Regions from separate parts of the Homo sapiens genome. Here all the other regions are linked to region 2. The links are chromatin contacts, found by Hi-C or POLR2A ChIA-PET in ENCODE. All regions are on one chromosome and are shown on one strand. Each heading gives the region's core, a stretch centred on a gene start or an enhancer-like site at or near the end of the contact. The rest is flanking DNA. Distances are from core to core; before and after follow the strand shown.

Region 1 (3,388 bases), core at 513-3,012, 420 kb before region 2:
AGTCCTGGGCCCTTGGTGAAACAATATTTTAATGCTCCTTGGGGTCTGATGGTTTGGGCAGAGTAGCCTTTTATGAAGAATTATACTGCGACTAAATCAGTATGATATGTTTAGCTCCATATTTTCCAGCAAATTTTTAAGGGATAAATACAGATAACTCATTGCAACTATAATACTGCACCATACAAGCACAATGCTGTTGACAAGGAGGTATACAGAGCAAAGCAAAACTGCATTCTAACCCCCTGAAGTTTCCTGGAAAAAAAAAAAAAAAGTAGCCTGAAAAGTTGAAAATGTTTCTTTCCACAAAATAAACTGGAATAATCCCTTCATTTATTTTAGAGTCCTTTCAGATAGCCTTGCAGATGGTTCGCTGAAGTCATCATGCCAACAAAATTCGTTTGACTCAAAAATTTAAATAGCCCTACCAAATTATGTGTGTTTCTCTTCTAATAAAAAACTGAATGTCTTATTTCTATCTGCTAAGCTTATTCCACTCTGCAGTTTGTGAACTGAACTACAGAAATAACTCCTTAGAGATGCACACTTTTGTCCTCTATTACCCAATTCTGGAATCCCCAAATATAGTGTTATAAATGCTGACTTTTCTCATTTGCTTTTGCATGTATTCATGTCTTGTCTCTTTACACAAGACTGCTATCCAAAACATCCAAAAGGCATTAAATACTAATATTATGGAATCATAAAGGTGTTCTTTCTTCTTCTAATTGCATGCATTCCTGCCAGTCTCTATGACCACAGCTGAGTGACAGATAAAGCCCAAATTAAAAATACTTCCCTCTTGGCAAGATACCTCCAACCCAGTGGGCTGCTCAGTTGGAAAGCTGGGAAGTGGAGAGGCATGAGTCACTGTGTTCTCTCAGACATTTTAATTCAGAGTTGTTTAAGAAGATTTAAAAAAAAAAATCAAGCAATGGACCCCCAAAATGACCATTTCTCACTAAGTCATGAAATTTAATTTTTTCTTTTTCTTTTTTTTTTAGATGGAGTCTCGCTGTGTCACCCAGGCTGGAGTCTGGAGTGCAGTGGTGCAGTCTCGGCTCACTGCAACCTCTGCCTCCCGGGTTCAAGCGATTCTCCTGCCTCAGCCTCCCGAGTAGCTGGGATTACTGGCGCCTGCCACCACACCAGCTAATTTTTGTATTTTTAGTAGAGACAGGGTTTCACCATGTTGTCCAGGCTGGTCTCGAACTCCTGACCTCAAGTAATCCACCTGCCTCGACCTCCCAAAGTGCTGGGATTACAGGCATGAGCCACCACACCCGGTCAATTTTTTCTTTAATGTGGGAAACAGAATTGCCACCTCTCCCTGCAACACCTGAAAGGAAGCATGGTCTCTAGGCAAAGCCATTCTTGCCAACCTCTGGGGTCCCTGGCATGTGGCACTCAGCCCTTCCCGTGGGCCCCGCAGAGCATCCTCCTAGGGGCTAGGATGTGGAGAAATGCAGTGAGGTGACTCAGCTGCTGTGTCCTTTCTGCTGTCACTGCTGTCTTGTTTTTACATTTTTTAAAGTATCTGTTCTTGGGTGCTTATGGTTTTACAAAGCAGCCCTAATGTTCCCAATGGTATAATTGCCTGATATAGCCATGACTGCTGCTCTGGGAACTGTCAAGATTAGAAGCCCTGCCTGTGAAGGGGAACGTGGGGAGGAATTTGTATCATGTAGGGTGCAGTAATCTCCAAGGAAATTCTCTTCGCAAAAACCGTGTGTGGAAAGTCTCCCTCTGGCGGCTGCTGAGGTGTGTTCATAGGGGAAAGAATGCATGTCAACCGTAAATGGAGTCTGTGAAGCTGCAACTAAAATGTTTCCAGAAAAGAGGGCATTTGGTTGCATCTTCGGGAGGAAAATAAGAAACAATTCTTTTCTAGAATTAAAAAACAAAAACAAAAAACAAAAAAGAACGAAAAGAGAAGAAGAATGCAGAGAATGTGTCCATATCTAGTGAACTTTCAAATATCCCTCCGTCTTCTAAAAAGAAACAAGTGGACAACAGCCACTCGCTCTCCTCTGAACACACATCCTCCTCACACTCCTCCTTCTACAGAGATCAGGGCCACTGCACTTTCGTGCTTGAAGCAGTTCTGGGAATTTCTGTCCTCTATTTTCTGTGTCTGTCTAGTTCACTACCAGTCTCATTTATTTGTCCTTTATAGTATTTCTTTATGATACTTCTCATGTTTTCTTGCCCTTCCTATTAATTTCTCCAGCCTATGCATGGACAACTGCCCAGTGGCATTTGGAGTAAATGCAATAAAATTCAGAGCACGTGAATCAAAGGCTCTCAGTTGGCAAGTTCAGGTCTTTTGTCAGGACAGCGCCACATTCCATCCCAAGGACCAGCTATATCCGGTGATCCTGAGACACAATCTTGACACCACTTCAAAGATTCTGGAATTTGGAATTCAGGACCTCTAGTGCCATCATGTGCCTGGGTCCCCATCCTCCTTCCTAACCCTTGTTTTCCCTGAATGGCCTCATGACCTGTTGGCACCATCAGGCTCCACATCTTAACCAGCTCTGGGCTGATCCTGCCTTCACAGAATTGAGAACACTCCAGAGACCCTTGCTTGCCTTTGTCCTAGCAAGTAAGCTTTCATGTCAATTTCTAAGACAAAGTCTCCATCTTATACTCCTTTCTGGGACTTGGATCCCTGTCCTCTCTCTTCTCCCTCTGTCCCTTACTGCTTCCTGGATGAACTGCCTGTACCTGAGTGGCTGCAGGAGCGAGCCTGTCATTCTCCTCAACCCCACTGGTAAGGGGCCTGCCACTGGGCTGCCCTGACTTTTCAGTTGTTACTTATTCCTCATCCAGCAGCTGTCTCCTTCCAGATCTGAGCCCTCTGGCTCCCCACAGAGATTTACTTAAAGTCTTCCAGCTGTGTGATTTGCTAAGATGCCAGCTACCTTGTTGTATCTGATTACTTCTAAGATGATACATATAGGATCCCATAGCCTGCCTCGCTCCCCTGTCTCTCAAACCCAGGGAAGGGTCTAGGAAGAAGCCCAGGATCCTAGGGCGCCTGCATGCAGGAAGTCCACAACCCTGCCAGGCTCTCCCCTAGGGGTCTGTTGCTGCCTCTCTTGGGAACTTGTCTATTGCCATCCCATAGAAAGGTAGCAATTTATGCCTTCCTGGTTTTGATAACATTTCCCAAACATGTTTACTCCTGTGAAGCATATCCAATTGAGCACCATGAAGCACACCTGCTATTTTAAAATTCAAGGTAGACGTCAGGAGCGGCTTACGCCTGTAATCCCAGCACTTTGGGAAGCCGAGGTGGGCGGATCACCTGAGGTCAGGAGTTCGAGACCAACCTAGCCAACATGGTGAAACTTCATGCCGGGCGTGGTGGCAGACGCCTGTA
Region 2 (3,576 bases), core at 36-2,535:
TGAATAAATAGATTGAATAAAAGATTACTTGAGAAAAAGTACAGTAAGCACAACCTCCCAAATGAGCCAACCTCAATTTACACTCGGATTATTAAAAAATGCGAGTAGACGAAGGTCCTCAGATTGGTTTTCGCTGTGCTAGTTACCAGTGTCCACGAGGAAATATGAATCATCATCAAGTTCATTAAGAATGACTGTCTGAAAGGAAGCCTGTGTCCTGGCAATACAATCAACTGCAGTTAAGTGCGGCTGGTAAAAGATTAGGCTGGTCTCCTGTGAGACGTGTTAGAACAGTGTTTTATATTTAAACACCCCCATTCATACGCATCTCACAAAATACTTTTCGTACCTTTTGAGACCAGCCTGGCCAACATGGCAAAACCCTGTCTCTACTAAAAATACAAAAATTAGCTGGGCGTGGTGGCAGGCGCCTGTAGTCCCAGCTACTTGGGAGGCTGAGGCGGGAGAATCTCTTGAACCTGGGAGGTGGAGGTTGCAGTGAGCCGAGATCACGCCATTGCACTCCAGCCTGGGTGACAGAGCAAGACTCCATCTCAAAGAAAAAAAAAATAGAAGCTGTCTCATAGTCATTTGTGCTAGACCTGTTTTTCATCAGCTTAGGTGCCTTATTAGAGTATATTATCTAGAACTATAATAGATACAGTTCTCAACATTCCTGAGGTGGTAATAATAGCATTCCTATATAAAGCATAATTTTACAGAGTATTTTCATACATAACCACTAGCTCTGTGCTTTAGCCTTCTCATCTCTAAAATTGAAGTGATGGTAACAAGAACGACTTGTTCAAGTCAGTAAGTGGAGGAAGTCTGGTCTTTTCAGTGCAAAGCCTATGATCTCATGTTCAACAAAGGTCATTATTTCGGTGTAAAAGCCACTGGAGCCAAGCTGAGATTCTGGCACTTTCCAAGCACTCAATAAATACTTGTAAATTAATGAAGGAAGGAGGAAGGAAGGAAGGAAGGAAGGAAGGAAGGAAGGAAGGAAGGAAAAAAGAGGGGAGGGGAAGGGGAAGGAAAAGGCAAAAGGGGTGGAGAAGGGGAAGGGAATTTGCCATTGATATTTGTAAAAAGGAGTCCTAGAGATTATTCCCTACATTTGGGGCTCATGAAATAGTATGAATTTAATTGTAAGACTTTTCATCAATTATTTAAGAAACAACTTTGAGAAAGTCACAGCATTACTGACAATAATGCTGTCTAGATACTCATGATTTGGCTGCTTTATCTCAAATTCATTAGGGAATGGGTTAAGACAGTACTATATTAAGAACAATAGTGCCACCTAGTGACACTTCTAGTTATTGTCTCTAAAATTGCCTATGACAACCATTCTAAAAAAAAAAGATCCACTTAAGAGACTGTGTGATATGTGCAATCCATCATCTTCATCATTTTTCTATACAAGAAACCTTTTCTTGAAATTTTAGTATGTGATAAATCTTTACATCCTCATTCAGATTTCCCAGATGATGTTTCTAAGGGATCTTTTTATACCCGATTTTTCAGTAGTTTATGTTTCTATTTCAAAAACTGTGTTTCTTATAATTTAAGAAATATAAATTTATTTTATATTTCTGTTTCTTATATTTTAACACATATCAATTTTGAGATGCAAATCAGTATAATTGCTGCTCGTAGGATAGACAGTATTAAATATATACATTGTGAGACATTCTGATCAGGCTACAGGTACTAATTATGTAATTAGGAAATTATAGGTTTAATGAGAAGCACCCATCTCGGTCAAAAAGGTTAGAAGCTCGACATTTCTCTAGCTTCTTTAGTTATACAAAGTTGAGCAGGTCAGGTAACTTCAGTAATCTCATCTGTGAAATGGGATGACAATTCCTACTTTATCCACTTCCTAGCGTTCTGAGGATCAAGCACAATTCACAAACGCTTGTAAAACTGGCTCATGACCATAAGAAACTATCGACGGTGTTTCCATAATCACTTTCTTGGGAGGAGCACAACTGCCTGCGCTCAGGTGACTGCCCCACTGCTTATTCCCTGTGTAACTTTGGGAAGTTACTTCCTTGCCCCCTGACATTTCATTTGTAGAACAGGGATAACAATACCTACCTCAGGCCGGCCGCGGTGGCTCATGCCTGTAATCCCAGCACTTTGGGAGGCTGAGGCGGGCGGATCACTTGAGGCCAGGAGTTTGAGTCCAGCTTGGCCAACATAGTGAAACCCCATCTCTACTAAAAATACGAAAATTAGCCAGGTGTGGTGGTGCACACCTGTAATTCCAACTACTTGGGAGGCCGAGGCACGAGAATCGCTTGATTGAACCTGCAAGTGGAGGTTGCAGTGAGCCAAGACTGTGCCACTGTACTTCAGCCTGAGTGACTCTGTCTCAAAAAAAAAAAACAAAAAAAACCCAAAAAGACCTACCTCAAAGGGCAGTTGTGTAACGTGCTTCGTACATAGTGAATACTCAGTGCATTTTCACTATGTGACCACACACACACACTCACTGCAGTGGCCACAGAATCAACCATCAACTTAGGAGATTGTCACTATGTGGTTCTCAAAAGGAGATATTAAGTAGACAAAGTTTTCATCGTCATCATTAATAATATTTACTGGACACCAAAAAGAAACAAAGTCTTGGCCCAGGTGTCTTCCACTACTGGATTCCACAACACTCTTCACAAATAATACAGATGAAACAGAACAGTGTGTCAGGTAAACGTAAGGCAGTCGAGAAACAACTAAGTTTTTTTGTTTTTAATCTTCAAAACTTTTCTCTCAATTTTTCAAATCTGGCTTTAAGCAGATCAATAAAATAAGCACAGTTACGATTATGCCAGAGATGGAAACAAGGCTGAGCTGGAGGGGAGGAAACAGATAGGACCCGGAGAGGCGTTTTATAGCTATCTCCCCTGGACCTGAGTCCATGCTGCCCCCTCTTGCCTGGACGACGGCAACAGCCTCCATACCGGCCTTCTTGCTTCTCTTCGTGCCCCTCCATTCAAGACACAGCACCAACACTGATTTTAAAAATATAAATCACCTTTCTTCCCTGCATTTCACATTAGGACTCTGCTCCAAATACCCTCCCTGGACCCGTATCATCCATGTGCTCTCCCGATGCTCCTACCACACGACAGCCTCGCCCTGATCCTCACATGGGTCCGGACCTCCTTCCTGTCATTCAGATCTCAGCTTACCACCCAGAGGCCTTTCCTGACCACCCTGTCATGCATGCCCAGTTCTCTGCACAGCACTTAACCTGAAATTGCACATGGATTGTCTGCCAGCAGAGAATGCAGTCCCACGAGGGCAGCATCCTTGTCTGTCCCACCCCCCAGTTATCCCCAACCCTTACAACAGTGTAGGGTACATAACAGGTGGTTGACAATGGTTCAATAATCATCAAGATTATCCCACCGTATTTTTCTGTTTCCTGTGAAACACACAATTCTCCACCTGGTTTTGTGACACATTGTGGTGAGTTTAAGCTTCTAAGTGGAAAAAAGAGCCAGATGTAGATTCTTATATTTGTTAGATCTTGGGCAGGAGCTTCAGTCTAAACTTCAGGTCTATTAA
Region 3 (3,083 bases), core at 403-2,902, 260 kb before region 2:
GTAAGTTCTCTGATTCAACACCATCAGTGTTTCCTCAACTTTAGGGTTGTGTTACATATAGATAGAGACTCCTAGTTGAAGTTTAGGACCTATGTCCTGGATTTTGCCTTTCTGCTTATTACTATAGTTCCCAGGTAGCTATATTGCTGTCATAATCTCCACTTCAGAAACAAGAGATAAGTGTGAATAAGTGTGTGGTACAGGTTCTGGCTTCCTGCCTCCATTCCAACTCGGCTACGTTTCCTAAAGTGAGATATTTCTGATGTAATTTGTAATAATTTATAAAGCAATCATCGCCCATCTTCACAACTGAAAGTGTTAAGGGGAGGCAGAAACTTTGCAATTGTATACTCCTTAGTTCCTTACTGACAGTGTCAAACTGACAAGTGACAACTGTCATTCTTGGGGGTATGCAAAGAAGCTACTGGTCTCATAACAATGTTCTGGAAAGCGAATTCCAGGATGTTATTTTTCTGGTGTATGTATACTTAATATTTTCATCTGTGCCTTTACAAATGATTTATCCACTGTCTGAAATCTTTAGAGATCATCCAAGTGGAATTCAGTGTTGCTGCGAGAACTCTTTTCCTTCAGCATCCAGAAAATCAGAAGAGAACACTTTTCCTAGAAAAAGGGATGGCAAACTACTCTGTGGCCTCTTTTTCTGCCTCATCAACTCTCCAGCCTTATCAATTTTTAATAAACAGGTGAAATTGACTAATAGTGAATGTCTAGAGCAAGCTTTGTGTGTTCAGAGGTGTGTATACCTAAAGGGAAAGCCAGGATCTTTTCATTTACATCAGTGGGGTGGAAATGGGAGCAGATGCGTATTTTGATGATTTGCATAAAAGTTTCTGCTCTTTCTGATCTTCTGTTGGTGGAGCAACCTCCTTCTCTCCTAGTATACCTTTTATACATTACACATAACATTTAGACCTCCAGGACATACTTAATGTGAAAGAGAAAAAATGCTGGCATTAAATATGCCTGTGAATGGCACCTACCATTCCAGTAGATCTGTGAATGCACAGACTGAGTCAGAGGTGTTGAAGGAAAGCCCCGGTGACATATTATGAGAGCCACTCCTCGTCTCTAGAAACAAATGCCTCAGTGAATAGGACTGTTACCCCTTTTTTTTTTTCCACCAATATTGCCTCTGTTTCCATTTGCATTTCCAGAAGTGACCCAATTCTGAGTTTTTAAAATCTTCCTTGCTTCACACATCAAAGCTCACAGCCTTCGTAACTGGGTGGAACAAGCAAGTGGAAAGGTAGCATTGTTTTCTCTTATAGCACAATGTCAGCTACTATAAAAGATCTCTTTTGATCGCAAGGGACTTAAATATGTAAACTTTAGGGCTTGTAGTGATTTGTGCCTTTTCAACTAAGCAGGATATTAAAACATAAAGCCAAAATTGAGGCAACATCTGACAGCCAGTTCAGGGACCACAGACTTGGAAAGACCTTTGGCAATCAAAAAACATTGCTTCTTTGTCAACCCAGGAGCTTTGGATCAGTCCCCACTCTTCAAAGTTTCCTTGGAGTACCTCACAGCCCAGTACCCACCCTTGAAATTGCACTTGAAAAGTAATCTCTTTTCTTTGCCAAGTTAACAATATCATGACCTAGCCAAATAGTTCCTTACTGTACACCTGAGTTTTAAAGGCGTGGCATTCAGGCGTTTCAAATTTCAAAAGCCTGAAACTTGGCATAACTCCTGATAAGCCTCACAGCTTCCTTTTTTCTTTTCTTTTCCTTTTCTTTCCCTTCTTCTTTCTTTCTGCCATCCCTCCCTCCTTCTCTTTCTCTCTCTCTTTCTTCCTTTTTATGTATTTTTCAAAATAACTTAGTGTGCAGAAAGAAAACCATCGGACTTACAAGCCTACAGCCTCCATTTGACAAGACTCAGTAAAACATAATTGTTAGTGAGACTGCTCATGCTTTGTTAGTTACCTCGGGTCAGTAGCCAAGGAGTGACCTAACCTTCCAGTTGCGGAGGTAAAGCAGTTCCTTCTGGGGGCACATTCAGTTCAAGGATGTTTTGTTGAGACTCCTAACCAGGGTTCCTATAGTGACAGCCCATCAAAGGTATTAGCACCTGCCCAGCTGGTGCTAAAAAGAGGCTGGCAGCATGCTGGGCCCTCTCAGAAGTTACCAGATGACAACACGTCCACTCTCATTATTTTCTATTTCCTCCCTTTATTTTATTTGAGAAAAACATCACAATTATTTGGGGTAGAGAAAATTTTTTTATAGAAAGCCTATCCTATTTTCCTTTACTTTAAAGACATCTTCAAGCATGATGTATTTAAGCAAAGGAATGATGAACATAGAGGATTTGAAATAACAGATGGATGTTTGTCTTGAGATAGTTTTAAAATCTGGTGATAGGACAGTGCTAACCGTATATAAATGGAGGGTAGGAGGGTTCCTCCCACCTGAATTTTTGCACAAGGGATGCTTATGCCTGCGCCCTCCCATGCATGATTCTAATTTGGAAGCTGATCCAAATTAGTAAACCTAAGTAAACCTCTTTTGGGGGAGCTTGAATTTTTTTTTTTTTTTTTTTTTTTTTTTTTGACACAGGGCCTCACTCTGTTGCCCAAACTGGAGTGCAGTGGTGCAATCTCGGCTTACTGCAGCCTCTGCCTCCCGGGTTCTTCAAGCCATTCTCGTGCCTTAGCCTCCCGAGTAGCTGGGACTATAGCCACGTACCACCATGTCAGGCTAATTTTTGTATTTTTAGTGGAGACGGGATTTTGCCATGTTGCCCAGGCTGGTCTCGAACTCCTGGCCTCAAGTGATCTGCCCGCCTTGGCTTCCCGAAGTGCTGGGACTACAGACGTGAGCCACTGCACCCAGCCAAGCTTGAATTCTTGATCTCGGTCTCCTCACGCCCGTGCCTTATTTTGATCTGTCTTTTATTTTATGTAATGAGACATCTTGGTTTTTACATCAGTGAAAGGGTGCCATTTCATAAAATACCAAGATGGTTGCACTTTCTAGGAGTAGCATTTCAGATCCCACATATATTCAGCCTTGACAGAAGGCTTAGTTTAAAATGTCTAAAGGCATGTACAAAGA

Evidence for each region. Hi-C counts contacts between places; a loop is a spot of excess contacts on that map. ChIA-PET counts read pairs that join two places held with the same protein, here RNA polymerase II (POLR2A). Pooled maps may share reads with other maps.
Region 1: a loop to region 2 is called in a map of HCT116, with 4 times the contacts of the local background. The contact joins two enhancer-like sites. A Hi-C loop is called at or near these places in 1 of 168 maps with a recorded cell type or tissue (HCT116) and 6 of 50 pooled maps. POLR2A ChIA-PET finds 5 or more read pairs at or near these places in 1 of 52 experiments (HCT116).
Region 3: a pooled map shows a loop between it and region 2 (2.7-fold over the local background). The contact joins two enhancer-like sites. A Hi-C loop is called at or near these places in 7 of 50 pooled maps. POLR2A ChIA-PET finds 5 or more read pairs at or near these places in 3 of 52 experiments (BJ, H1 and activated naive CD4-positive, alpha-beta T cell).

Annotation. Positions count from the first base shown.
Region 1 is chr18:3,702,190-3,705,577 of GRCh38, reverse strand. All of the region lies in intron 7 of DLGAP1 (DLG associated protein 1), which reads left to right. Among named protein-coding and RNA genes, the nearest start is that of DLGAP1-AS6, 51 kb to the right of the region's middle. Within about 2 kb of position 1,762, at least 5 of the 41 ENCODE cell types and tissues checked have a DNase peak (open chromatin) inside an H3K27ac peak, as active enhancers do.
Region 2 is chr18:3,279,345-3,282,920 of GRCh38, reverse strand. No RefSeq gene overlaps it. Among named protein-coding and RNA genes, the nearest start is that of MYL12-AS1, 19 kb to the right of the region's middle. Within about 2 kb of position 1,285, at least 4 of the 41 ENCODE cell types and tissues checked have a DNase peak (open chromatin) inside an H3K27ac peak, as active enhancers do.
Region 3 is chr18:3,539,965-3,543,047 of GRCh38, reverse strand. All of the region lies in intron 9 of DLGAP1 (DLG associated protein 1), which reads left to right. Among named protein-coding and RNA genes, the nearest start is that of DLGAP1-AS1, 53 kb to the left of the region's middle. Within about 2 kb of position 1,652, at least 6 of the 41 ENCODE cell types and tissues checked have a DNase peak (open chromatin) inside an H3K27ac peak, as active enhancers do.